7 separate regions of the Homo sapiens genome follow, and all the other regions are linked to region 2. A link is a contact called in ENCODE Hi-C or POLR2A ChIA-PET data. All regions are on one chromosome and are shown on one strand. Each heading gives the region's core, a stretch centred on a gene start or an enhancer-like site at or near the end of the contact. The rest is flanking DNA. Distances are from core to core; before and after follow the strand shown.

Region 1 (3,481 bases), core at 69-2,568, 900 kb after region 2:
TGGCAAAATGCCAGACACATAGTCAGGGCTCAATAAATTTGTAGTGTGTGAAATGATAAAATTGACCGAAATTTGTCCTTCTATATGTTTACAGTGTTGCATGGAGCTACTGTGCAAACCAATTTCCATACTAATGTATTTTACAACTTGATTTAGATAAATGTATTTGACCCCCCAAAAACTGTGAAAACAGTGCATGGAGAAGATAATCTGAAGTGGTTTTAATAGCTTGATAGCCAAGTCACAACAAGTCATGAGAGAGAAATTAGGGGTATCCAACATACATCTCTGATGTTTGAGGGCAGCCAGATTTCCCCACCACAGAACACATTTAGGGCTGGAAAACACACTAGTCTGATCCCGTACGACATTGTTAATGTTCTTTTTATTTTTTATTTTTTTTGAGACAGAGTCTCACTCTGACACTCAGGCTGGAGTGCAGTGGCACGAGCTCAACTCACTGCAGCCTCAACCTCCCGGGCTCAATCGATCCTCTCGCCTCAGCCTTCCAAGTAGCTTGGGATTACAGGCGCCCACCACTAAGCCCGGCTAATTTTTGTATGTTTAGTAGAGACGGGGTTTCATCATGTTGGTCAGGGTGGTCTCGAACTCCCGACCTAAGGTGATCCACCCGCCTTGGCCTCCCAAAGTGCTAGGATTACAGGCGTGAGCCACTGCACCCGGCCTAACTTCCATTTTGAAAGCGCCGTTTACAACACTAATAGTTCTTGTACATTCCATCTATTACTGGGCTCTTTACACGCATTTCCATTTCATTGCCTCCAAACAAACTCTGTGACGAAGGTGCTGTCATTACCCCTGTTTCCGTTTTAGAAACTGAGCCCCAAAGAGATTTAGTGACTTTTCCAAGTTCATACATTTTTAAAAATGGTAGAATCTGGGGAAAAAAAAAACCAGGTTAATGCTGTTCTCTTGGCACAAAAATACTTTTACTGTCCAAGCATTATTTTTTTCTCTCAACTCTTCCCCATGCAGTCCTCAGCATCCCGAGTTTGTGGCCCGATGGTACAACTCTATTTCCCGGATACCACCCATATTACATCTGCCTCTAAGTCACACGAGATGGGTCCTCATCCTCCCCTCAGAAGTTAACAGGGACTTGAGTGGGTGGGGCTGTGGCCAGGGCGTGCGTCCTCAGTCATTGCGCAAAAAGGCAAAGAGGAAAAATTAGACAATGGTAGGGACGACCTATTAACGTCTGCTTTTCTCTCTGCTAAATGGGAAGACAACAAAGGCCGCTCCACCTTTCACCTGACTGCCGCTCATCACGCACTTCAGCATGGCTGCCATCCGCCCTAAAAAGCAGGCTCGGAAGGCGCGCCTCAGCTCGACGGCCCAGGTGCCCGGATGTTGCCCGCGCTTTTCAAAGCTTCGCGATCTCGTCTCTGCACTCTACCACCCCGCCTCCACAAGTTCCCAAACGGCTTTACGGCGGAGAAGGGTCCGTGCGGGCCTCCGTACGGCAATTTCTGTCTCCCTCTGCTCTCATTGGTTGCGGTTAAGTGGGCGGGTCGCCGAGGAGCCTGAGGAAGAGGGCGGCGACGGTGGTGGTGACTGAGCGGAGCCCGGTGACAGGATGGTGAGGGCTGCAGTTGCGGCGACCAAGGCCTGGCTCTCGGGTGGGGTGCTGCGTTGTTGGGAGCCGTGGGGAGGCCGAGGGCGAGGAATTGGGAAATCCCGGAGGCCTCGGCGTCAGGGCCCAGGCGCTGGCCTGGGAAAGGCCCAGAAGAGGTCTAGGGAAGGAAGGGAGCGGCCACCTCTGGGTGCGGCTGGCCTAGGTCTCGTATCCCGGCCCCAAGGGGCCAGAGGCCATCCAAGGGGTAAAAAGGCCCCTCTAGCAGCCCGACCTGTCACGAGACACGCACGCCCGAGCCAGGGAAGGCCTTTGGTCCTATACCTCGAATGTTCCGGGGATAGGGGCACGGTCCTCCGTTTCCAGACGGTTCCTACTCGTTTCCCGCAAAAAGCACCTCCCGCTGGTTGGGGTGTAGTGGTGGAAGCTGGCCTCTCGAATGCAGAACAGGAAGTAGCGAGCAGAATTTCGTACCCGTTTAACTTTGCCATCTAGGGAAAGGGAATAAACCACCCTCCTCGCTCCTGAAATAACATCTAGCTGCCATTGAGATGAGCAGGTGTGCTCTCAGAGGGCGGGATTTGGCGCTTGCAATTGCTGGAACTGTTTCTTTCCACGGGTTGCTACGCCTCTTTAGGGTAGGATTCCTTAATGATGTGTGAACTCATTGAAACTGTTGGGAAATTTTTGTGAATATACACATTTTTCTGGGGAGAGTGCCGGTGTTGGAGACTTACCTAGTCTCCCCCAGCCACCTTCAAGCAATCACCCCTTCACCCCCAGTAGTTTGGTGCCCCTCAGACCTTCCTACATAAAAACTGGGGGCCTCTACTAGAGAGGACTCAGAGCTGTAATCATATTTTCTTTCTTTCTTTTTGAGATGGAGTCTCGCTCTGTCGCCCAGGCTGGAGTGCAATGCCGCGATCTCGGCTCACTGCAATGCCGCCCGGGTTCAAGCCTCAGCTCCTGCCTCAGCCTCCCGAGTAGCTGGGATTACAGGCGCCCGCCACCAAGCCCGTCTAAATTTTTGTATTTTTAGTAGAGACGGGGTTTCACCATGTTGGTCAGGCTGGTCTCTACCTCCCGACCTCAGATGATCCACCCGCCTCGGCCTCCCAAAGTGCTGGGGTTACAGGCGTGAGCCACCGCGCCCGGCCTGTAATCATATTTTCAAAGGTGCCTTTGACTCTTAAAAAGTCAATTGTTTGGGGCAACCCACTCGGGTCCCCTTCCACCCTGTGTAAGCTTTGTTCTTTCGCTCTTCACAATAAATCTTGCTGCTGCTCAAAAAAAAAAAAAAAATCAATTGTTTGAAATGGAGCTGTGATTATCTTCATATTTGTGTTGATGGAGGTTGGCTGTAAAGGGACGTCTACCTCTGACAGGCATTTATTGCATTCTTTTTTATTTTTACAAGGAAACCAAAGAAGCTATGCATTTTTAAGATTATTACTATTGCATGACAAACAGCCTTTTCAAGAGGGGGACTTACAGACATGGCAGCCAGAGATTTATGGTGCATGCTTCTTTAAAATCTTTAATCTCACTTTTAATTTTTGCTTCTAAACAGACTCCAATTTAAAGTAATCCGTTTACAGTAATTTCGAGACACCTATCCATGGGAGAAGACATAATTACTTGCCATGGTTTCAAAATATTAATGTTTCTCAAGTTGTTTGAGAAGTGATCCCTCTTATTTAGGGTAGTTGTACTGGAACATCATTTTTCATATGAAATAGAACTGGGAAAAATTTAGCATTAGCCAGTTCTTTCATGATTAAAAGCATTTTATTTGGCAAAGGATACAGACGTTCAACACTCAGTACAGTGTCCAGAGTCTGTGGGCAGCAAATTCAAGTGTGGGAAAGGTCCAGTTTTACCTGAATA
Region 2 (3,902 bases), core at 1,284-3,783:
ATCGGAGAAGGAGGATCAGGCCCAGGTTTGAGAGGCATGGGGGTGGGGGTGGGGGGATGAGGAAAGAAAGCCAGCAGAGCTAACACCCACAACAAAAAAGATCATTCCGGCCCCAAGGCTACTTCTTCTCTTCCTCCTGACCAAGCCACTCTGGACACTGTGAATTCACTCATTCATGGTTCCCATGACTCTAGGAAGTAGGTACTATTAGCACACCCATTTCACAGATGAGGAAACTGAGGTGGGGCAGTTAAGCAAGGCCTTATAGCTAAGGAAGTGCCCAGATCTTCAAAATTCTGCTCCCAAAGACCCAGGAAATTCCAGTGCTATGTATGCAAGAGATGCTCAAGGGAGACTACTGAAGGAACACCTCATAGCCAATAACAGTAACACTAATGAAGGCAATGATAAAATCACCACTACCACCACCACCACCTGCAACTGAACCTCTCTTTGCCAGGCAGCAGGTGCTCATTACACACTGGCTCATTAAATCTCCACTGCAAACCTGTTACTCCCCCATTTTACACAGAGGGAAACTGAGGGCAGAGTCACTTGCCCACGCCTTCAGCTGAACGAAGGCAATAGGAGTAGCAAAGCACAGTCTCCAGGACCCTCCTCACTATCCTCCTCCACTTCCTGCTGAGCCCCTGCAGACCCTGAGCCCCCAGCTGCTGATGCTCTGAGCCAGCCCCTTCCCAGCTGGCCGCTCTGTGGCCCACAGGGACTCACAAAAGTTCTAGGAATGCTCACCCTTTGGCTCAGAAGGATTTTCCCTCCCAGAGGGGGTAGTGGGAAAAGGCTCAGGAAAAGTGCACTAAAAACCCTTCCAACTTCCCCCAGTAGGCCCTGGCTCTCATCCTCCGAGCCCAGCCTGCCCAGGTGGCCTCTGACGGCTCTCCCTCCACGAGGGCAGGTCCCGAGGAGCCTCCAGAGCTGTTTCCACTCAGGCAGCCAGGTCAGTGATGGGAAACCCAGACACAACCTGCGCCTGCATCCCTGGAGACCCACAGGCCCACTGCCCTGGCAGGGGCCCTGAGGCCTGGCTGCTAGCCGGTGTTAGGGAACTGTCATCTCCCCGGCGAGGGGCTGCGGGTCAGATCTCGGTCCCTCCTGCCACCAAAGCTGGCCTTGCCGACATTGCCTTGCCGGGGCCTCTGCTCTGAACCCCCCACCAGATTTCACTTCCTCCCACTCAGCCCAGCCTGGCCGTGCCCCTCCCTGGAGGCCCCCAGCTGCAGGCAGTGACCTCCTCACCTACATCATTGTGGCTGGGAATGGGGAAGAGAAACAGGAGAATGAGGAAACTAAAGAAAAAAAGAAGCGGGACAGGCAGGCAGACCCTCCTCTCCAGTTCCTCAAATGCAGTCCCCCTCCCTCAAAACAAAGCTCCCCTGGCCGGAGGGAGGGAAGGGAGGGAAGGGGATTTCTGCACCAGGCATCAGAGACCTCTGAAATACCATCCCTACCGTGCGGATCTAGAAGACCAACACCCACTCCAGACGTTTTTTGGTCGGGGGATTCCCAGGGAACCCCAGGCAAGAGGTGTGAGAGGATCAATACCAGAAACCTGTCTCTGGGACGCCTAGCCCTGGTGAACCGCCCAATTCAGCAGCATGCGGGGGCCTGGCCCGGTCGACCTCGGCAGTGCAGGAACTGGGGAGAGGGGCTTCCTGAATCAGGGCGCTACCCTCTTAGCCACATGGCCCGGAATGGGGAGTGGGGAGGGGCCGGCGCATCCTCCCCCGCTGCCCCCACACCCAAGGGCTCATCTGTGCTCACAGCCTCAGTTTGACTACTTTCACTTTCAGGGTAGCAATGGGTGACCCCTGACCGCTCCTCCCCAGGCACAAGTTGAGGGGAGGGCCGCCCCCAACCGGCGAGGCTACCGTAGGGTGGGCTGGGGGCGTCAGCGATGCCCTCTCCCCCATCCCACGGCCTCAGTTACCCCAACGCTCTCCCTAACACGTGTGTGGGTGGGGGTAGTGGCTGAGTGGGGGGTCGTAGGCGCTGGGAGCCGTCACCCCGGAACGCCTCCATCCGAGTTGGCTGCAGGGCAGTATTTTGGGCTGGGGGTGACGCGCAGAGCCCGGGCAGAACTGGACACGGGGCCTCCTCTTTCCCCACAAAAGCCCTCCCGGCCCCGGAGGAGGGGAGCGCGGGCAAACGCGGGCTCACCTGAGAGACAGGAGCTCTGGGCCCGGCCGGCCCATGGCGTCGCGCGCCCCCGGGCCCTCGAAATCCCGAGGGGGCGGGCGGGCCCCCGCCCTGGGCGCGTCCTCTCCCGCCCGCCGGCTCCTCGCTCGCGGCTCGCTCGAGCGGGGCTCAGGCAGGAAACCCGGGCTCGGAAAATGGCCAGCGCCTCATCATTTCCGCCGCCAGCGCTTGACAGTTGCGGGAGGATGCGCCCCCGGGCCGCCGCCGCCGGGGAAACTTTGCAGCGGCCGCCGTCGCCACCGCGGGCCGCGACAGTCCGGGCGGGCAGCCGGGCGGAGGCGGTGGCCCGGGCCCATGCCGCCCCGCGCCGTTATGTAAAGAGGAACCGGCCGTGCGAGCGGAGCCCGGCGGGGGAGGCCGGCCGCGACAGGGGCGGGGCAGGGGCGGGGCCACCAGGAGCCACGCCTCAGGCCGCGCGCGAGTCGGAGATTCGGCTGGAGGGGCGGGCCATGAGGGCGGAGCCCGGACTGGCCCCGCCTACCAATCCCGCTAGTCCGCGGCTGCCAGGGTCGGAGGGCTCTCCTGGCGCGGGTCCGGAAAAAGGCGAGGCCTTGCGAAGCCACGCCCACCACGTGCCCACCCGATTTCGCGTCCCACAGTCTGAAGATAGAAGTGAGGATCGGAGGGGCGGGGCGACTTTAGCCCCACCCACTCAACGCCGGCAGGTCACCAGGTGCCTCAGCGCCTGGAGGCGGGGCCAGATGAAGGGGCGGGGCCTAGGGCGGGCAGGGTCGAGGGGCCTGGCCTCCAGGGGGCGCGCCCTTGCTGACTCCCTCCTGCAGGGCCTTATCAGTGCCCGCAGGGCTGGGCGGTGCAATAGCGACCACGGCTTTCATCATCGCCCCAGGGAGGGAGCCCAGCCCTGCCCGACCCTGACTATCTGCGATCATGCTGACCCGACCCGCCACGGCCCCAGGCCCCCGATTTGGGTTCTGGCCCCAGCCCTCAGCTTTGCCTTTGCTACAGCCGGTGCCCGTATAGCCCAGCCTCGCTCCGGCCGCCCGTCCTGTCCCCCAATTCTAGGAGGGGTGCATCTTTCTCCAGGAAGCCCTCTCCGACCGCTGGCTTCCGTGGCCTCTGCGCCCACCCCCCTGCCCGCCCCCGGGCTACTTACATTTTCTCCACGGCCTCATGGGGAGCTGAGACGGACAGTGGGGTTCCCCCTAGTCCGGAGTGGGACATGCTCTCAGCCAGCCTCTCCCCCAACATGTGGGAGGGCGGGGAGGGAGGAATGTACTCTTCTCCCCCTCCCCCAACAGGAAACAAGTCGCCCACGCCCCCAGCTTGGAGGGGCCACCTCGAGTCTTCCCAGGCAGCAAGTGTCTCCATTCCACTGCCTCCCCCTCTTCCTACCCGGGCAAATGACTTGACTTCTCCGTACCTCTCCACTTCCTTGCCTATGAAATGGAAATAATGTGTACCCACTCTCCTGGCAGTGAGAATTAAGTGAGTTAATGCATTAAAGCAGTTAGCTCGAGGCTTGGCTCCAGGAAGCTCTCTGTGTTAAACAAATCGGCCCCAGTCCTGACCTTAGAACTACAGGAAGGGGTTCCCCAGAAGGTGGGGATTTCCAGACTCCGAGTAGATGGGGGAAGGGAGCGGTCTGCTACAGGATTCCTGGTGTCCAATGACCTTGAAGAAAAAGGCCACAAAAATCTGCTTTCCGCACATTTCCAGGCACTGTT
Region 3 (3,703 bases), core at 504-3,003, 720 kb before region 2:
TAAATGGGGGCGGAATAGAGGCAAATCTACTTTAGGTAGATAAGAGTGGTCAGGGAAGAACTTTCTGGGGAGACGACATTTAAATTAAGAACTGAAGTACAAGAGCCAACCACGAAAAGACAAAGATAGAGGATGGGAATGCGGGGAAATCCATCCAGGCAGTGGGAAGGGCAAAAGGCCTAAAAGCAATGAAAGAGAAAGTAAAGGCAGATCTGGAAGAGCATAATAAAAAAGGGGAATGACTCAAGAAGGTCTTGTCATATCAGACAGAAAGAATATTGGATTCGATTCCAAGCTCAATGGTAAACCACTGAAGGGCTTTAAACTAGGGAATGACATAATTCAAGACACCCATTCTGGGCTGGGCGCAGCAGCTCACGCCTGTAATCCCAGCACTTTGGGAGGGCGAGGTGGGCAGATCACTGGAGGTCTGGGGTTCGAGACCAGCCTGGCCAACATGGCAAAACCAAGTCTCTACTAAAAATACAAAAATTAGTTGGGCGTGGTGACGGGCGCTTGTATCCCAGCTACTCAGGAGGCTGAGGCAAGAGAATCACTTAAACCCAGGAGGCGGAGGCTGCAGTGAGCTGAGATCTCGCCACTGCACTCCAACCTGAACAACAGAAGGTGACTCCATCTCAAAAAAAAAAAAAGATATTCACTCTGATATGAAATGGCAACTAAGGAAGGCTGTCCGACTGATTTCAGGTGTGCTCTATTCCAGCCCACTCTGGCCAACTCTAAGGCCAGAGCTCAGATGTAGCAGGTGCTTGCTTTTCTAGATGCAAGGAGACTGGGGGTAGCCTGCAGGGTCCCCCTCTGGGGGTCAAGGTCTGGCTGGTTCTGCCAGATTTAACCTCTCTGGGCCTCAGATTCTTCAGGCAGAGGACTGACAATACTTCAAAGGGTCAAGGAAACGGGCGAATGCACGGAAGAGTTGAGGCACAGAAAAGTCTTCAAGCTTATAAGGAGCCTGTTGGGGGTCAGCTAGATCTCTCTAGTCCGCAGAGGGGACCGTCCCTCTGCCCGAGGCGGCGGAGCTTCCCCTGCCGGGTCCAGATACCCCAAGGCAGTTTCCAATCGCCCCCGTCCCCAGGAAGGTCGGTGATGGGGAGTGAAGAAGTAAGCGGCTTCTCAAATAATAGCAGTTGCCAAACGCTTACCGGGAAAATCTTTTAATCCCGACTACAATCCTAAGAGGTGAAAGTCTTGGTCCCCACTTTAGAGGCTACGAAAGCGGAAGGCCACCTGAGTTTTCCACAGCACCAGCGGGTCGGAGTGCGAGCTCGGACTCGGGTCCTTCGGCTTCGAGGCCGCATTAGGCCACTCGCGACCCCCCACGCCGGCAGCTCGAGGCTCGGACTCTAGGCCCAGGCCGGCACTGAGCCCAGCTCCGCCCGGGACGCGGTGGTCACAGCGGCGCTGCGAACGACGCCCGCTTCCCGGCTCACCAGACCAACCTAGGCCGCGAAGGGGGCGGCGTCGCCGGGGGCTGCCAAGGCGCCGGTTCCCTGAGGAGAAAGCGCGGCCTCCTCCAGGTGCCTGAGATGCCGCCGCGCGGGCATCCTCTCCTCACAGCCGCGACCCCGGGCCCAGAGACCCCTCGCCCACACACCCCTCCCTTGGGATGCTGGACCCTTCCTAAACTGGAGGCCACAGGGGATCTCCAGCCGCGTGCCGCCGCTACACCTCACCAGGGACGAGAGGAGAAACGCTGAGTTGACACACTAGCTGCAGACACGGAGCCTCCTCTGTCAGACCCCGCACTGAACAACGGCCCTCAGAGCTGCCTCACCACTTCCGCCCATCGCGGAGGAGCGCGCCCATTGGCCAGGGGCGGCTCCAGCTGTCGGCCCATTGGATAACACCGTTGTCGCTCCCAGGGCCCCGCCTTCTGCGCGTCGATTGGCTCCCTGGAGGCCCACGGGGGCGTGTCCCTGGAAGCCCTGGCCCCTGCACATCTGGAACCAGAGGCACGAAGCTGAGCTGTGAGCCTGTTGCTGAGTTTAGCAACTGTCCCCGACACAGGCTAATAATATTTGCATGAATAATTCTGTACAAACATTACTAATATGCTTAATATATTGAGATAATTAATGGTATTTGTTCTTTTCTCATGGGCCGTTAATACTTATTAGTCATTCTTATTGCTATGATAATGCCCTTGTGCAAGACTTCTGCAGATCTGTGACCATATTTTTTGAGCACTTTGCTTTTTTGCAGTGGAAGAATGAGAGCCTGAGATGCAGGTTTGAGAGCTAGTTTCTCCACTTGCTGCCTGAATGGATTCCCTGAGCTTCTCTTACCTCATGTATAATAAAGGAGAGAATAATTATATAAGTATAACCAAGCACATATTACAAACCAACTTATAATTATATAAGTATAACCAAGCACATATTACAAACAATACAGCAATTTAAAATTATGATTCCATTGCAGATTATAATTGCAAAATATGGAGGCCAAGGCGGGTGGATCTCTTGAGCTCAGGAATTAGAGACCAGCCTGGGCAATATAATGAAACCATATCTCTACAAAAAAAATACAAAAATTAGCCAGGCGTGGTGGCACGCACCTGTAGTTCCACCTCCTTGGGAGGCTGAGGTGGAAGGATCCCTCGAGCCCAGGAGGCAGGGCTGGAGTGAGCCCTGATCATGCTACCGCACTCCAGCCTGGGGGACAGAGAAAGACCCCGTCTCAAAAATAATATAATATAATATAATATAATATAATATAATATAATATAATATAATTGCAAAATGTTAATGAGATAGTACTAAGCAAGAAAAGCATCTAACAGGCTGGGCGCGGTGGCTCACGCCTGTAATGCCAACACTTTGGGAGGCAGAGGCTGGTGGATCACCTGAGGTCAGGAGTTCAAGACCAGCCTGGCCAACATGGTGAAACACCGTTTCTACTAAAAATACAAAAATTAGCTGGCCGTGGTGGCAGGCGCCTATGATCCCAGCTACTTGGGAGGCTGAGACAGGAGAATCGCTTGAACCCAGGAGGTGAAGGTTGCAGTGAGCCGAGATTGAGCCACTGCACTCCAGCCTGGGCAACAAAATCAAAACTCCGTCTCAAAGCAATATTTATAACAAGATAAAATATTTAGCTTAAATATGCAATATAACTTGTGTGATTCCAAACATATAAAGTTTAAAACCAGGGAAAATTAACCTAAAGTGAGAGAAGTAAGTAACTGGTTCCATTCAGAGGGTATATAGCCTGTAAGGAGATATGAGAAAGATTTTCTAGAAATGTTTATATCTTGATCAGCAAAGTGATTAACACAGATGGATTAATTAGTAAATAGTTATTAAGCTACACACCTATATCTTAAGCACTTTACATTGTATGTTACATTTTAATAACAAAACTTACTGGAGTTCAAAAGAAAGCACAATCATTAACAGTTAAAAAGCAATCAGAAAAAATGTGTATTAATATGAATTAAGTATATTAATGTATTAAGTATATATAAAGAAAAAAGATAACCATATAGTGTGTTCTTTTATGAATAAGGTGTTTTAACTCAGCATAATGTTTTTGAGGTTTATCCATGCTGTTGATAATATCAAGTCTATTCCTTTTCAGTGCCAAGTAGCATAGCACATGGATATGCCACAATTTATACTGACAAACATTAGAGCTGGTTCTAGTTTTTGGCCAGGCATGGTGGCTCACGCCCACAATCCCA
Region 4 (3,479 bases), core at 195-2,694, 730 kb after region 2:
TGGTTGACATGACTGAAGTCACAGGCTTGGACCAGACTCCCCTCTCAGTCATTCCCAGGGAAATAGGCAAAGCGTGTCCCCCCAAAACTGTGTCTTTAAACTCAACGCATTGGTGAGTCCTGAAATCCATTGAGTGGGCTACAGTCGACCTTTTAAGAAATGAAATAGGGCTAGGTGCAGTGGCTCACACCTGTAATCCCAGCACTTTGGGAGGCCAAGGCAGGCGGATCACTTGAGGTCAGGAGTTTGAGACCAGCCTGAGTAACATGGAGAAACCCCATCTCTATTAAAAATACAAAAAATTAGCCAGGCGTGGTGGTGCATACCTGTAGTCTCAGCTACTTCCTGGGCTGAGGTGGGAGGATCTCTTGAGCCCAGGACGTTGAGGCTGCAGTGAGTCCTAATCATGCCACTGCCCTCCAGCCTAGGTGGCAGAGTGAGACCCTGTCTCAAAAAAAAAAAAAAAAAAAAAAAAAAAAAGAAATAGAATGAAATGGAAAATAAGAGCGCCTCACATAGTAACTTCAGTGCTAGTTATGGAATGTGTGTACACAAGTCAGTGTGTACTGAGATGCAGGGTATGAAATGTGATTTCTTATTGAGAAACACCGCTCCAAACTCCCTTCCCAGCATGGGGCTTCCCCAGCTGTGAGGAGGGTGCAGGGCTGGGCAGTGTTCATGAGGGGTCCCGCAGGAGGAGGGGGAGCTGGGCTTGGCAGCCTGGGTTGGAATCCTAGCCTTGCTTCTCGCTGGCTGTGTGACCTGGGGCAAGTCACTGGCCTCTCTGTTCTCAGTTTCCTCATCCATAAACAGAGACATTGCAGTCCCCGCCTCATGGGCTTGTTACAGTATGTTAATGAAGGTCTTTGCACAGAGCTCAGAAAATATTAAATAGCAGGTATTCTGGGGATAGTTGGAATGATTACAGTTCCTACTCCTGTAAATATGTCCCATATAGTCTGTATGCAGCCCTGCCATCATCTCACCAGGCTGACCGGCTCATCTATCAGGCAGGAGGGTTCCTAACCCTATAGAAAAGGAGACAGTTGGGGAGCATGGCTTTAGGGGAACCTGGGCTGCCAGTTAAGCCCCTCAGCCTGTAAGCAGCTCCTCCTGCCAGAGCTGATCAGCTGTCACGGTGGTTGTTTTCATGAACCTCAGACTTCCTCCCCACCCTAGAGAAGGAAAAGTTTCTACACTTATTTAAAGACTTCCCTGATTTTAAAAATAGGCCTTCCTCAGAACACGGATCCCCTGGGGCAGGAAGGGAGAAGTGCTGGGGGCAGCTGAGCCTGCTGCTTGGAGTCCTCTTGCCTCCCCACAGAGAAGAGATTTGCTCAGGGGTTTCATTCCACCTTCCACCATCCAGGAGGTATGTTTAGCAGGAGCCTGTGGTCTGCCAGGCACAGAGGTCATGCTGTGAACAGCTGGGCCACATGAGAGTGTGATGGGGAAGGCCTGGCCAGCTCCTGAGAGCTGAGATGAAGAAGAAGATAGAGGACAGGGTGAAAGGGGGTTGCACATTCTACGCAAAAGAAGTCACGTGTGCAAAGGTCCTGTGGTTGGAGAAACCAGCCAAGTATGAAAGGCTCAATGTGGCCAGAGTGGGGACAGAGGTGAGAGGGAAGGTGAGAAGATGGGCAGACAGAGGCTAGATAGAGCGTGCAAAACAGGAGTGGGCTTCTGGGAGGCATTGATGTCTTTTTTTTTTTTAACAGACAAGGTCTTGCTGTATCACCCAGGCTGGAGTGCAGTGACACGATCACAGCTTACTGCAGCCTCAACATTCTGGGCTCAAGCGATCCGCCTCTCTCAGTCTCCCAAGTAACTGGGACTAGAGGCGAGCACCACTACACCTGGTTAATTTTTAGATTTTTTTGTAGAGACGGAGTCTCACTCTGTTGCCCAGGCTGGTCTTGAACTCCTGAACTCAGTGATCCCCCTCAGCCTCCCAAAGTGCTGGGATTACAGGTGTGAGTGACTGCACCCAGCCAAAAGTTTTAAATAAGGGAGTGTGTCAGGGTTCCCGAGACCCTATGCCCAGTGTCAGTGACTCACTAGGAGGACCTGTGGGACTCGCATGCAGATGTGCTCCTGGCTCAGATTAATTGCCACAAAAGGATTGAAATTAAAATCAGTAAAGGGAAAAGGCACGTGGGGTGAAGTTCAGAAAAAACCTGGCACAAGCTTCCAGAGCCCTCTCCTGGGTTGGGGGCAGAGGTCCTTGGGGTCACACTTATTTCCTCCAGCAGGGAGTTGTGACAAGATGTGTGAAGTGTTTGCAAGCAGAGCAGTTCCTTAGAGACCCAATGCCCAGAGTTTTCATTGGAGCTGGGCACAGAGGTACCCTCTGCCTGGCACTTAGAAAAATTCCATACTCTCCAAATGAAAGTAGGAGTTCAGCATAAACCATGCTGTTTCCACAAGCAGTCTAGGCACAATGAGCTGCTCTTATCAGGGAATGGCGGGAATTTTCCAGAAGTCCAAATTCCCAGATGCCAGTGGAGGCCAGGCAGGCCTGTCTGAGGAAGGCAGCCTCGGGACCGCTGGGCTGGCCCTTTTCTGCACAGGGAGTGATGTAGTCATGCTTGGAGGGATGCTCTCCTGCAGCTGATGGAGAATGCAGCAGGGAAGGAGAGAGCAGAGAGGAGCTGCGACAGCCTCCAAGTGAGGCAGGGGGTTGGCCAGGGCAGTGGCAGAGGGTGGGGGAAGTAGGTGGCAGATCAGGGGTCATTTAGTTGCTGAAATGCACCAGGCTTAATGCTGGACAGGGCTATAGGGGAGGATGAGTGAAGCTAGGACTGGGGACAGCCGCTCTGGCCCTGCCTGGGTGGTGTTAAGACCCTGGACCAGGAAGCAGCACACCCAGCTGCAAGTCTGTGGACTGTCCACTGACAGGTGGTGGTTACCATGTTGCAGTCTTCAGTTTGCTCCTCTGCTAAGGGAGGTAAGACTGCATCTCAGAACCTTGATCCCATCTCTTATTTATTTATTTTATTATTATTATTATTGAGACAGAATCTTGTTCTGTTGTCCTGGCTGGAGTGCAATGGCATTATCTCGGCTCACTGCAACCTCTGCCTCCTAGGTTCAAGTGATTCTCATGCCTCAGCCTCCCAAGTAGCTGGGATTATAGGCATGCACCACCACCACCCCCAGCTAATTTTTGTATTTTTAGTAGAGATAGAGTTTCACCATGTTGGCCAGGCTGGTCTTGAACTCCTGGGCTCAAGCAATCCACCCACCTCAGCCTCTCAAAGTGCTGGGATTACAGGCATGAGCCACCACTCCCAGTCCCATCTCTAAAATGTCATTTTTGTTGCTGAAAAAAAAATCTACTTTTCTGCCATTTTTTTCTCTGTATTGGCAGAGAAAAGAACAAAGCTAGCGGACTTGAGTTCCTGTGCTGGCTTTATCACTTACTTATGATTTTATTTTATTTTTGGTTTTCTGTTTCTTTTGAGATGGAGTCTTGCCCT
Region 5 (3,696 bases), core at 364-2,863, 660 kb after region 2:
CCCCTGCTTCCCTGTCTAGAACAATGCCTGGCACAGAGTGGGTACTCCATAAATATTTGTCTGCTGAATGAATTGCTGTCTTTCATATTTCTACCCTAAATGCCATTCCGATGATGCACCCTGCCCTGGAGTAGCCCAAAGTCCTGTGGACTCCAGCAAGAGCCCCCCCTGACCTCCATAGCCAGATGTTCACAGCAGCGCTGGGCACCAACTCCGAATGTCACCAACTGGGCTCATTGCCTTGGCCTGACAAATGGCACTTATGTGACTTCTGGTGGACAGAGCTGTAGCAGGGGAAAGTGAGTTAGTGCCTGAGGAAAGTGGATCGATAGGCTGAGTTCTGAAACTCAAGGGCCCTGCACCAGTAGCGAGGGGGCCCAAGTAAGGGGACATGGAGCCCGCACCCTGAGGACATTGCTTTGGAAGAGGATGCCTGGGTGGTGCAATTACCTCGTGGCATACTGAGATGGGGATTCGTGCATCCTGCACGCCTTGGGAAACAAAATGAATTTCTCGGAGAGAGGGGGCTTTGCAAAATGTAAAGCGCTGCAGGAAGCAACGTACATGGAAAGGTCAGGAAAGAGAGCCGATCTGTTTGCTGAGTGTGGGCTGTACTTCCAAACCCAGCCAAAGTCGACGCGCAGCCCCTGGAGGTGGCACAGTTTGGGGGCCCCTTGGATAGGAGTGCCCTCGGGGAGGCTGGGAAGCCAGAGAGGAATGGGCCAAAGTTTCTTCGGGTGTCTGCAGAACCCAGGACCGCCCGCGCAGCTTGCATCTTCTCTTCCCGCCCCCGGCCTGCACGCGTGAAATCTGCAAATTCCCCTTTTAACTGCTGCACGCGCTCGTTCAACTTTGCCCTGGCTAGAATCGGGATAACCGTCCCGATGATTACATAACTTTCCGAGTTCAGGGAAGATAAATCCAAGGGACAGAAATGATAAAATTTTCTTTGAGTATGGATTTTTTACCCCTAAAGTTACAGAAGTGCACAAAAAATATATATACAAATACCCATATACCCACCACTCACAATGAGTTAACTGTTACATTTTGACTTATCTGAAAGAGGGTTTTTTCTTTTTAGTTACCAAATAAACCTTTCTCTTGTCCCAAGTTCCAGTATATCTGAATCCAAAATAAGTCAACCTTCTTTTCTTTATTATTCTTTTCCATCCTCACCCCAGATTTATCTTAAAGGGTAAGTTCCAGGACCCCCGAAATCCCTCGGTGAGCTCCCACCTGTCCAGGTCTGCAAACATCTAGACTCAATGCACAAGATCCGGCGATGGCCGCAACCGGCGGTGTGCACAGCTGCATTTCCTCCCCCAGCCCCAACTCCCGCGTGCAACTTTGCAACTCTCGCTCGGGCCCGGCATTGGGGGCGGGCCTATTTACTCGGCCCGTTTGGCGGAAGGATCCCATGCGGGGACGCGGTTGCGCTCAGCCATCTGCGCCCCGCCCAGCGCCCGGGCCCCGCCCCCTCCAGCGCCCGGGCCCCGCCCCCTCCCGCGCCCCCTATGGCCCATAAAGAAGTCCCGGCCGGGCCGCTGCACTCCCCGCGCGCATCCGTGCGCCGCCCGAGGCTGTCTAAGGAGTCGGCGGCCATTTTGTTCTTCTCGTGGTTCCAGTGGGGAGAGAAGGAGGAAGTAGGGAGCGGGGTGGCAGGGGGGGGACCCGCCGCGGCTGCTGCCACCGCCGCCACCACCGCCTCTGCTCGTGGCGTGGGAAAGGAGGTGTGAGTCCCGGGCGCGAGCCGGCGGCGGCGCCGCTGCGGGAGGGTCGGCGGTGGGAAGGCGATGGCGGATTTAGATAAACTCAACATCGACAGCATTATCCAACGGCTGCTGGAAGGTAAGGGGGGCGGCGGGCGGCTGAAGGGGGAGGCGGGCCTGAGGGCGGCAGGCGGCCCCGGGGGCTCGAGGGAGGGGAGTTGGGAGGCCGGTTGGGCTTGCAGCACCGTGGGGAGTGAGCTCCTCGAGTTGGCCCACGGGCCGGGGACTGCAGCCGGAGGGAGGCCAGCCCGGGATTCCCAACTTGTCGCCAGCTGCGGACCCTCCAGGCTCCGCTCATTCATTGCACGAGGATGCAGGCTTCCTCCCGGCCGTGGAATTTGAAAACTCCGCTCCCCACCCCCACGTTTCCCGCCCCTACCCGTTTGCCCCCGCGCACTGGACGGGTCTTTGGAGCGATGGTTGGGGATCCCAGTCCAGCCTCCTGGACGACGTGTGCCGTGCTGTGCGAGATGGACTTTTCGGTGCTCGTCCTCTCGGAAGGCAGTTTGATGAGGGCATGAGTTCCGCCGGGTTTGGGGGCTCTTTTCCTGCTTGCTTTTATTTTTATTTTTCGTGGTTCTGGGGTCTTGGGGGGCCCATTTCTTGTTACTTGGTAACAAGCGTTCATGTCTCAAGAGGTGTGAGAACCTGTCTTCGCCTGCCCTCCAAATCCTTTTAAGTTGTTCTAATCTTGGAGAGGTCTCCGCGCTCTTTTCCTGAGCGTGCATCTGAAGAGGAAGCCAACGAGGCTGACGCTATCATTATCTTTCCAATGTGCCAGGCTCTGTCTTAAGCACTTTGCGTCCATGAATTATTACTGTAATCATAACTGACGCTTCTAAAGCGCTTACTGTGTGTCAGGCATTCTTTGAGCACTTAAGACAGATTTCATTTAATTCTCCCACCCATTGCAAGATATTTGCAATTTTTTTTGTTTTTGTTATTTTACAGAAGAAACTGAGATGAAGTCACTTAACCAAGGTCACACAGTTAGTGACAGTTGGATTTCAAATCCACATAGCCGGGAGCTAGAACCCTCTACAGACAACACTGTCACCTTATGTAGGAAGGAAGGTGGCCAGTGGTTAAGTAAAGGTTAATAGAAAGCTTTAAATTTCGGCTCATCTAAGACTTGTGAGGTGCCTGGCAATTGATTCATGTTGATGTGGGAGAGGGGCGAGGTTCAGCTTTTAAAGACGGAAGCTGAAATGAGCTGCTTTCAGATTCAAGGGCATGTCAACGGATGCTAACATCTTATCCAAGACTTTGTAAGAATTCAGTCATATCCCCTAACTTGGACACTTCATAATGGGAACTTGGCAGTTTCAACTGCTTTTTGCCTTTATACAGTCCTAAAATATTGTTGGACTATAAATGCTGTGAGTGGTGGAGTCGAGGGCATGAACAGTTGGACAGCTCTGGTGTTAGAATTTACAGATCTTTTAAAGTAAGTTATTAAAATGAAGCTCCTGAAAATATCTCGTCCTTTTCTTAATCTGTGCATTCTTTCCTTTTATGCTGTCTTTAAAAAAAAAACAACAAAAAAAACACTAAATGTCATTAAGGACCCCTGAAATGCTCTTGAAATGTTATTGCAGGTGAAAACCTTGTATTGTAGGTGAAAACCTTGTCATTCTTTTAATGCCAGGTATTTATATAAGAACCATACTTTTTCATACTAGTTAATATAGTTCTTTAATTTATTCGAGGCAGCAGTTGGTCAGAAACTGATTAAAATAGTTTGCTGTAAGAAAGGAACTTTTTGTTAAATATTTTCTTTCTAAATTTTAAAATTCTGCTTATCTCTGCAGGGATATGTGTGGCTTTATTTCTCTGAGGAAACAGGAAAAGTTGGAATTTGCATGGATTAGAAACATTAGAATTTTAAGATCATCTAAGGCTTGCTAATTTAAGTTCTGGTTTG
Region 6 (3,777 bases), core at 27-2,526, 700 kb before region 2:
ACGGAGCCTCCCTCGCCCAGGCTGGAGTGCAGTGCCGGGATCTCGGCTCACTGCAAGCTCCGCCTTCCGGGTTCACGCCATTCTCCTGCCTCAGCCTCCCTAGTAGCTGGGACTACAGGCGCCTGTCACTGCGCCCAGCTAATTTTTTGTATTTTTAGTAGAGATGGGGTTTCACCGTGGTCTCGATCTCCTGACCTCGTGATCCGCCCGCCTTGGCCTCCCAAAGTGCTGGGATTACAGGCATGAGCCACCGCGCCCGGCGAGTTAATCACTTATGTCTTTAGATGAATGCACATTTACACGTAGACATATAGCTTAGAAGGTATATAAGCTCTGGAAAGCTTTGTAATTTTAAGTTGGTCTGGTGATAATTTCCAGGCCTTCTCCCTGTAACTGGTTGCAGAAATAAAAACTCGCTTCCTCTCCAGTTCATCTGCATCTCCTTACTGAACCAGGAGAAACAGCAGCCTGACGCTCAGTTTGGTCCAGGAACAGGTGGTGGAGGGCTCTCGAACTTTTTTCTTTTTTTTTTTTTTTTTTTGAGATGGAGTCTCGCTCTGTCGCCCAGGCTGGGGTGCAGTGGCGCGATCTCGGCTTACTGCAAGCTCCGCCTCCTGGGTTCACGCCATTCTCCTGCCTCAGCCTCATGAGTAGCTGGGACTACAGGCGCCCGCCACTACGCCCCGCTAACTTTTTTTGTATTTTTAGTAGAGATGGGGTTTCACCGTGTTAGCCAGGATGGTCTCGATCTCCTGACCTTGTGATCCGCCCGCCTCGGCCTCCCAAAGTGCTGGGATTACAGGCTGAGCCACAGCGCCCGGCTCTCTCGAACTTTTTTGGCAGATTTTTGCTGTTGATCAGCCCCGCTTCCCCAACTTTCCCCTGGGTCTCTCTCCCCCGGGAGTTTCTGGTTCCTCTGCGATTAATCACAGCCAAGTCTAGCTGGTTCTTCAGGACGGAGAATAAATAGGATAAACAGGAGCAGCCGAACCCTAACTTTGAGAGCTTTCTCCCCTCCTCTCCTAACTTCCCAGTCAGTGACTCGGAAGACTTTAACAGCAACAGCTGCCTCCTCTTGCCAGCTTGATCCCACCTGCTAAGTGAAGGAACAGCGTTTAAAGAGGTGGCAATCGGCAAGGGTGGATGCTTCCCTTTCCGCGCAGGCGCGTTCAGTCGCAGCACCGCGACTATCGTGATAGACAAGCGAGATCGACGCTGGCCCTTTAATAGCCCTTTCCCGGGGTCCTGCCCCGCGCGTGCGCACTGTGGTTCTGCGCTTGTCATCATGGCGACGCGGGGCCATGTGCAGGACCCTAACGACAGGCGCCTCCGGCCCATTTACGGTGAGTGTCTTGGACCAGCCCGCTCGCCAGCCCGACGCGCCGAGGGCTGCCGAGGCTGGGGCGAAAGCCCAGGAGGGGTGCTGAGGGCCGGCGCGCGGGCCGGGCAGGCGCAGGGGGGCGGGCCGCGCGGGCCACTAGGCCGCAGCCGCGGGCCTCGCGTAGGCGCCGGCCCAACCTTCCTCAGCCTTGGGGTGGTAGTGGCGCGGTCTGGGCAGCAGCTGGTCGGCAGAGCTGGCCTGCTTGGCAGGCCCCGTGGGACGCGTGGTTCTGCAGACACCTGCGCTACCCGCAGGCTGCATCGTTACCGCCGCTCCTAGGGAGACCGGAGATCTCCCCGAAGGTGGAAGCCGGCTCCGGCACGAGGGTGGGACGCCCTGCCTGAGGGAAGATTCCCTACCAGAGATTTTTTTTTATTTACGGGAATTGGGCCTAGAGGGTTGTCTGACTAGGTGGGCTTCGGTGCATAGGAGAAACTGAGGTCCGGAGTGGGGAAGGGGCTGACGCAAGGTCACCCAGATCGAGTCAGGAGCAGGCCCGAGATTCCAGGCTCCCAATCCAGAGCTGTTGGGTGGAGAAGCAGCTACTCTGGTCACACGTGGGAGGCGGGGGGAGGGGGTCTTGGGCCTAAAATAGCGGTGAAGAGATTGTGATAGCTCGTGTCAGAGGGGCATGCAGAGCTACTGGAGGGCTTCTCCTTTCTGCAGCTTCTCTGTGGTTTTCTCTGCAGCTTTCCTTCCCTGTGCTAAGCAGATCCCTCTCCACAACTCTTACCTCAACCCGCAGACTTGAAGACCTTGATGTCATCTCATCCATTTACCCTGGTAGTGAAAAATCACAGATTTTGAGTTTGGGAGAAACCCTTTTCCAATAACCGAAATGTGTAATTGGATTGGTCCTTTTTGCATTTCCTTTCCTCTTAGATGGTTTTATGGTCTTGGTCTATCTCACTTAATGGTGAGGAAGCTTCAAGGTCAGTGGTTTTTACAAAAGTAGACATCGTATTTATAGACCTCATGTGGATGTTACTAAATTGGAGGCTTCTCTCCAAGGTGGGAATCGTTTTGGGAGCGGGGGGCGGTGGTTAACTTTGTTTCTGGCCACAGTTAGTCCGGCTTTTATTTCATAATTTGTGTGATTTTTTTTTTTACTCTCACATCTCATTTGATTTTAGCAACAATCCTATAGCTAAGGTTTATAGATGACTCATTATGACAGTCACTGGCCTTGGCCTTTTATATGGGTTATCTAATATAATCTTCACCCATTCTCAAGAGGTGGCTACTGTTTTTTCCTGCCCCTGAACCCTTTAACAACAACAACAACAAAAAAAAAAACAGATGAGGAAACTGAGGCTTTATTGTTGTTGTGTAATTTGTCTAAGGCCACTCAGTTAGTATTTCTTGGAGCTAGAATTTGAACCCCTGTGGACTGTTTCAGGCTCACCTTTTTTTTCTTTTGAGATGAGTCTCACTCTGTCGTCCAGGTTGGAGTACAGTGGCACAATCTCAGTTCACTGCACCCTCTGCCTCCCAGGTTCAAGCGATTCTCCTGCCTCAGCCTCCTGAGTAGCTGAGATTACAGTTGCACGCCACCAGGCCCAGCGAACTTCCATGTTTTTAGTAGAGACAGGAGTTTACCATGTTAGCCAGGCTGGACTTGAACTCTTGACCTACTCAGCCTCCCAAAGTGCTGGGATTATAGGTGTGAGCCACCATGCCTGGCTCCAGGCTCACCTTTTTTTTTTTTTTTTTTTTTTTTTTGGAGACAGTCTCATTCTGTCATCCAGGCTAGAGTGCAGTTGCACAATCACAGTGCACTGCAACCAGCCTCCGCCTCCTGGGTTCAAGTGATTCTCCTGCCTCAGTCTCCTGAGTAGCTGGGATTACAGGTGCCCGCCACCATGCCGGCTAATTTTTGTATATATTGTAGAGAATGGGTTTCGTCATGTTGCCCAGTCTAGTCTAAAACTCCTGAGCTCAAGCAGTCCTGCCTCAGCCTCCCAGAGTGCTGGGATTACAGGTGTGAGCCACTGTGCCTGGCCCAGGCTCACCTTCTTAACCACTGTGCTAGAAACTACCTCACTTTGAGCTGAAGACACTGATTTGCCTGAGGTCACACAGATGGTAAGTGGCAGAGAAAGGACTCTGATTTCCTATTTCCCCGGGGCTGCATATTCTCATGCCCTTGCCCTCCAGTGTATATTTTCAGAGGGCAGAGATATATATACAAGGTGGGTGATGGAAGGTGAGAACTGAATCCAGGGTTCATAGTTTGTGACTCATTACAGCTTTGTGCAGCAGCTGCCTGCAGACTTTTTTTTTTTTAAACTAAAAACACTCAATACTTTCAAGAATAATTTGATTTTTAAAATTGTTCTTGAGGACCAAAGAGAATTTCTTTGGTCCCATAGTTATTTAGAATTAATAGTGTTTTG
Region 7 (3,441 bases), core at 554-3,053, 820 kb after region 2:
GTGGTATGTGTACTTGAAAGAGCTACCTTTAGCACAGCTGGCAGCAATATAAATGCCAAGTAGAGGATTCCGAGAGGCACTACCCCCTCTTCTGGGCACTCTCCAATTCTTGTGCCATTAAAAAAAAGGAAGGTGTGAATGCATTATTGTCATTACTATACCATTTATCCAGTAAATGAACATTTTCTGGGTTCTGTATATTTGACAAAATGCCACTACGTGAAGTCATTTCTTCCGTCCAATTTTGATGAAAGCTCTTAAAGACAGAAACATATATATAGACAGTACTTGGCACACTGTGAACTGCAAAAGTGTTTAATGATGACAGTAATTAGGATAACGGAATAATATGTGTTGAGTTGATAGTTGGCAGCATTTTAAATATATTAAGAAAGCATAAAAAAGGACCATTTAAAAACGAGGTGGGAATCCCCAAAGTAACAATGGTCTTGTTAAAAGTGAACTAGAAAAAGACTGCTGTTTCTGAGAAATATATGTTTCAATCAAACTAAAAATTACTCTAAATTGAATTACTTGCCCCAAAGCTCATTTTCTGTTGTTTGTGAACCCCATTCACTCAATCATTCCTGTATTCAACAAACATGACTTTCTTTTATCATTTGTGTTCTTATTCCATTACTCCTTCCTTTTTTTTTTTTTGAGATGGAGTCCAGCTCTGTCTCCCAGGCTGGAATGCAGTGGCGCTGTCTCGGCTCACTGCAACCTCTGCCTCCCAGGTTCAAGCGATTCTCCTGTCTCAGCCTCCTGAGTAGCTGGCATTACAATCGTTTGTCACCAAGCCCAGCTAATTTTTTTTTGTATTTTCAGTAGAGACCATGTTGGCCAGGCTGGTGTTGAACTCCTGACCTCAAGTGATCTGCCCACCTCGGCCTTCCAAAGTGCTGGGATTACAGGTGTGAGCCACCACGCCCAGCCCATTATTCCTTCTTTTATTCCACAGACATTTACACACTCTCCTACTGTGTGCCAGGCATTGCTTTAGATTCTAATAATTGAGCAGCAAATGATCCTTGTCCTTGGGAAACTTAGAATCTAGTGAAATATTCATTCATTCTTTCATTCATTCACATATTTACTGGGTGCTCACGTGTTCTGGGGATACAGCAACAGAAAACACAGGACCCTCAGGTAAACGAATTACATTCCAAAGGGTAGAAGCGAAAGCAAGGGCAAAGGTCTTGAGACAGCTGTGAGCATGGCTAGAGGCCAGTTAGCAAAAGGGACATGACACCATCTGTGTCCCCTCCCACTCTGATAGGGACACATAACATTTTCTCAATTTTTCCTAAAAGACTACAAAAAGTCTCTTCTTTCCAAACAGTTTGCCGCCCTAAATCCTTCCAGTATATTACTTGGGGAGGTGTCACTAGATCTGTGTACCTCTGTTTCTCATTATGTGACTCCATTCTGGTTTCTTGCAGGTTTTTGTTTAAAGGAATGGTGGCGTTATTTATTTAAAACAGGCTTTAAAAGATACGGTTAAAACAGGGTAGAAAACCCTCACGTGGCCCACCTGCAATTCCTACTAACTTAACATAGGTCCCGCGTCTGAGGAATCCCCCTAGGTCCTAAATCTTTGGCAGCCAAGTCAAAAGTGACTACGACTCCGGGACTATAATTCCCAAGAGACACTGCGTCCGCACCCTCTGCGCATGTTCAACCTTGGTGACTGCATAAGGCAGCGAGCCCAAGGGGCTGGGCTTGGGCCTGAGCGGTGAATCGGGGCGGGGCTAGGGGCAGGGCCAGGGAGGGGGCGGTGCTGCCGGCACCGCCCGGAACACGCTAGTGGAGCGGAAGATGGCGGCGGCGGCGGCGGCCGCTGCAGCCGGGACTTCAGTTGGGCTGAGGCGGAGGAGCCGCCGCTTCTGACCTCGCTCTGGCTCCGGTGCGCGCGGCTGAGCGCGTGCGAGGCCCCGCGCGTCGGGCAGGGGCGGCGGCGGCCACTGCGCGCCGCCCTGAGGAGCGCCCCAGCGGCGGCGCGACTGCGGCTGAGGAGAGAGCCGGCTCCGGGCCTCCGCGTCCTCCTGCTCCCCCGGCCCCCCGCCTCCTCGGGGGGGCGGCGGCGGCGATGTTCTCGGTCCTCTCGTACGGGCGGCTGGTGGCCCGCGCCGTGCTCGGCGGCCTCTCGCAGACCGACCCCAGGGCCGGCGGCGGCGGCGGCGGCGACTACGGACTGGTGACGGCCGGCTGCGGCTTCGGGAAGGACTTCCGTAAGGGCCTCCTCAAGAAGGGCGCGTGCTACGGGGACGACGCGTGCTTCGTGGCCCGGCACCGTTCCGCGGACGTGCTCGGTGAGTCCCCGACCCGGTTCCCTTGCCCCAGCCTCGGATCCGCCTCCCGGGGACTCCCCGCGCGGGGCTTCCCCAGTTCCTCCCGGCGGCGAAAGGAGCCAGAGCGCTCACATGGAGGGAGCGCTTACTATGCGCCAGGCGCCGTGCCAAGCGCTCCGAGGCGCGTTTTCCGCTTGAACGACCCCCATTTTAGAGAGGAGGAAACTAAGGCGCACAGCGGTCAAGTCGTGTGCTCAAGGTCACAACCCGAGAGTGTGACCGGTCTGTCCGAGTCCAGAGCCACACTCTCGGTCTCACTCGGCCGTGCCAGCCCTGGGCGACCTCGTCCCCTCCCTGGGCGACACCTGCAGGCTCCTAACCTCGTTCTGGTTCCCTCTCCGCATGCCCCGGGGATCCCTGCCTCTTCGCGTGCTCCCGACACCACAGCCCGGCCCAGGCTGCGGGATCGCCGGCCGACAGGCAGTCGTGAGCCCCCAGACAGCCCGGCCGTATTCTTTCGCCGCCTGGATGGTAACCAAATCTTCACCCTTTTCGGAGTGTGGCGGTGGGGGCTGCTGGCTTGGCGAAAAAACCCTCACAGCGTTTTCTCCCAAATTGATCTTGTCCACTTGCGGTCACTTGGGGGTTGGCAGAGTCTCCTTGATCCAAAATAGAATGGTCGAGCCTACTTGTAGATTGCAGCCGGTAAAGCTCTGAGGATTGGTCACAGCCTTTTCAGGCCACAGGTGCTCCCTGAGGCCTATTCCAGTTATACCTTTTGGGGGTGGGAGACTACGGAGAGAGCTGGCAGAAAGGGCTAAATATAGTTCACAAGCAGTCAGAAACTTTACCATAATGTACGCCTTAGGAGATTTTGTGTATGCTATGGGATATTGTGCCGTTAAAACTCTTTGAATGAATAAAGCAATGCGCTCGCTTTGAAATTGAAGGACGTGTTGTCATTGAACTTGGGTTCAAATGTCACTTTGATTTCCCTTCCCAGGTGAGACTAAGTTTTTGGTTACTTTAAATTTCATATGCTGAGGCAGAGTTTGGCATTGGAACAAATGATTCTGTAACTTTTTTATGACAGTAATTATTTTTTAATCTGATCTCAGAATAATTGCCTAGTATCTTTGGTTCTACTACA

What was found. Hi-C counts contacts between places; a loop is a spot of excess contacts on that map. ChIA-PET counts read pairs that join two places held with the same protein, here RNA polymerase II (POLR2A). Pooled maps may share reads with other maps.
Region 1: a loop to region 2 is called in a pooled map, with 21 times the contacts of the local background. The contact joins the promoter of RAD9B here to the promoter of SH2B3 in region 2. A Hi-C loop is called at or near these places in 9 of 50 pooled maps. POLR2A ChIA-PET finds 5 or more read pairs at or near these places in 2 of 52 experiments (HepG2 and activated T-cell).
Region 3: a loop to region 2 is called in a map of aorta, with 13 times the contacts of the local background. The contact joins the promoter of TRAFD1 here to the promoter of SH2B3 in region 2. A Hi-C loop is called at or near these places in 1 of 168 maps with a recorded cell type or tissue (aorta), 7 of 37 single-sample maps with no recorded cell type and 14 of 50 pooled maps. POLR2A ChIA-PET finds 5 or more read pairs at or near these places in 1 of 52 experiments (GM12878).
Region 4: a pooled map shows a loop between it and region 2 (4-fold over the local background). The contact joins the enhancer-like site here to the promoter of SH2B3 in region 2. A Hi-C loop is called at or near these places in 16 of 37 single-sample maps with no recorded cell type and 5 of 50 pooled maps. POLR2A ChIA-PET finds 5 or more read pairs at or near these places in 1 of 52 experiments (activated B cell).
Region 5: a map of naive thymus-derived CD4-positive, alpha-beta T cell shows a loop between it and region 2 (4-fold over the local background). The contact joins the promoter of PPP1CC here to the promoter of SH2B3 in region 2. A Hi-C loop is called at or near these places in 1 of 168 maps with a recorded cell type or tissue (naive thymus-derived CD4-positive, alpha-beta T cell), 3 of 37 single-sample maps with no recorded cell type and 9 of 50 pooled maps. POLR2A ChIA-PET finds 5 or more read pairs at or near these places in 3 of 52 experiments (BJ, OCI-LY7 and WTC11).
Region 6: a loop to region 2 is called in a pooled map, with 5 times the contacts of the local background. The contact joins the promoter of NAA25 here to the promoter of SH2B3 in region 2. A Hi-C loop is called at or near these places in 1 of 37 single-sample maps with no recorded cell type and 6 of 50 pooled maps. POLR2A ChIA-PET finds 5 or more read pairs at or near these places in 2 of 52 experiments (naive thymus-derived CD4-positive, alpha-beta T cell and naive thymus-derived CD8-positive, alpha-beta T cell).
Region 7: a loop to region 2 is called in a map of naive thymus-derived CD4-positive, alpha-beta T cell, with 14 times the contacts of the local background. The contact joins the promoter of PPTC7 here to the promoter of SH2B3 in region 2. A Hi-C loop is called at or near these places in 1 of 168 maps with a recorded cell type or tissue (naive thymus-derived CD4-positive, alpha-beta T cell), 1 of 37 single-sample maps with no recorded cell type and 11 of 50 pooled maps.

What each region holds. Positions count from the first base shown.
Region 1 is chr12:110,500,168-110,503,648 of GRCh38, reverse strand. RAD9B (RAD9 checkpoint clamp component B) reads right to left here and starts at 1,318. Exons shown (of 11, transcript NM_001286535.2): 1 at 1,266-1,318. The coding sequence starts at 1,311. VPS29 (VPS29 retromer complex component) reads left to right here and starts at 1,538. Exons shown (of 4, transcript NM_016226.5): 1 at 1,538-1,600. The coding sequence starts at 1,598. RefSeq lists an enhancer at 1,570-1,709.
Region 2 is chr12:111,404,554-111,408,455 of GRCh38, reverse strand. It overlaps SH2B3 (SH2B adaptor protein 3), which reads right to left and starts at 2,533. Exons shown (of 8, transcript NM_005475.3): 1 at 2,179-2,533. RefSeq lists silencers at 2,195-2,774, 2,895-3,054.
Region 3 is chr12:112,123,610-112,127,312 of GRCh38, reverse strand. TRAFD1 (TRAF-type zinc finger domain containing 1) reads right to left here and starts at 1,753. Exons shown (of 12, transcript NM_006700.3): 1 at 1,695-1,753. RefSeq lists enhancers at 1,227-1,296, 1,707-1,756, 1,734-2,028.
Region 4 is chr12:110,675,441-110,678,919 of GRCh38, reverse strand. All of the region lies in intron 3 of HVCN1 (hydrogen voltage gated channel 1), which reads left to right. Among named protein-coding and RNA genes, the nearest start is that of HVCN1, 12 kb to the left of the region's middle. RefSeq lists enhancers at 1,048-1,407, 1,458-1,597. Within about 2 kb of position 1,444, at least 9 of the 41 ENCODE cell types and tissues checked have a DNase peak (open chromatin) inside an H3K27ac peak, as active enhancers do.
Region 5 is chr12:110,740,808-110,744,503 of GRCh38, reverse strand. PPP1CC (protein phosphatase 1 catalytic subunit gamma) reads left to right here and starts at 1,613. Exons shown (of 7, transcript NM_002710.4): 1 at 1,613-1,851. The coding sequence starts at 1,797. RefSeq lists enhancers at 34-618, 1,380-1,888 and silencers at 1,383-1,522, 1,683-1,742.
Region 6 is chr12:112,106,282-112,110,058 of GRCh38, reverse strand. NAA25 (N-alpha-acetyltransferase 25, NatB auxiliary subunit) reads left to right here and starts at 1,276. Exons shown (of 24, transcript NM_024953.4): 1 at 1,276-1,343. The coding sequence starts at 1,286. RefSeq lists silencers at 1,327-1,406, 1,427-1,506 and an enhancer at 3,107-3,608.
Region 7 is chr12:110,581,680-110,585,120 of GRCh38, reverse strand. PPTC7 (protein phosphatase targeting COQ7) reads left to right here and starts at 1,803. Exons shown (of 6, transcript NM_139283.2): 1 at 1,803-2,312. The coding sequence starts at 2,090. RefSeq lists silencers at 1,651-1,980, 2,021-2,170.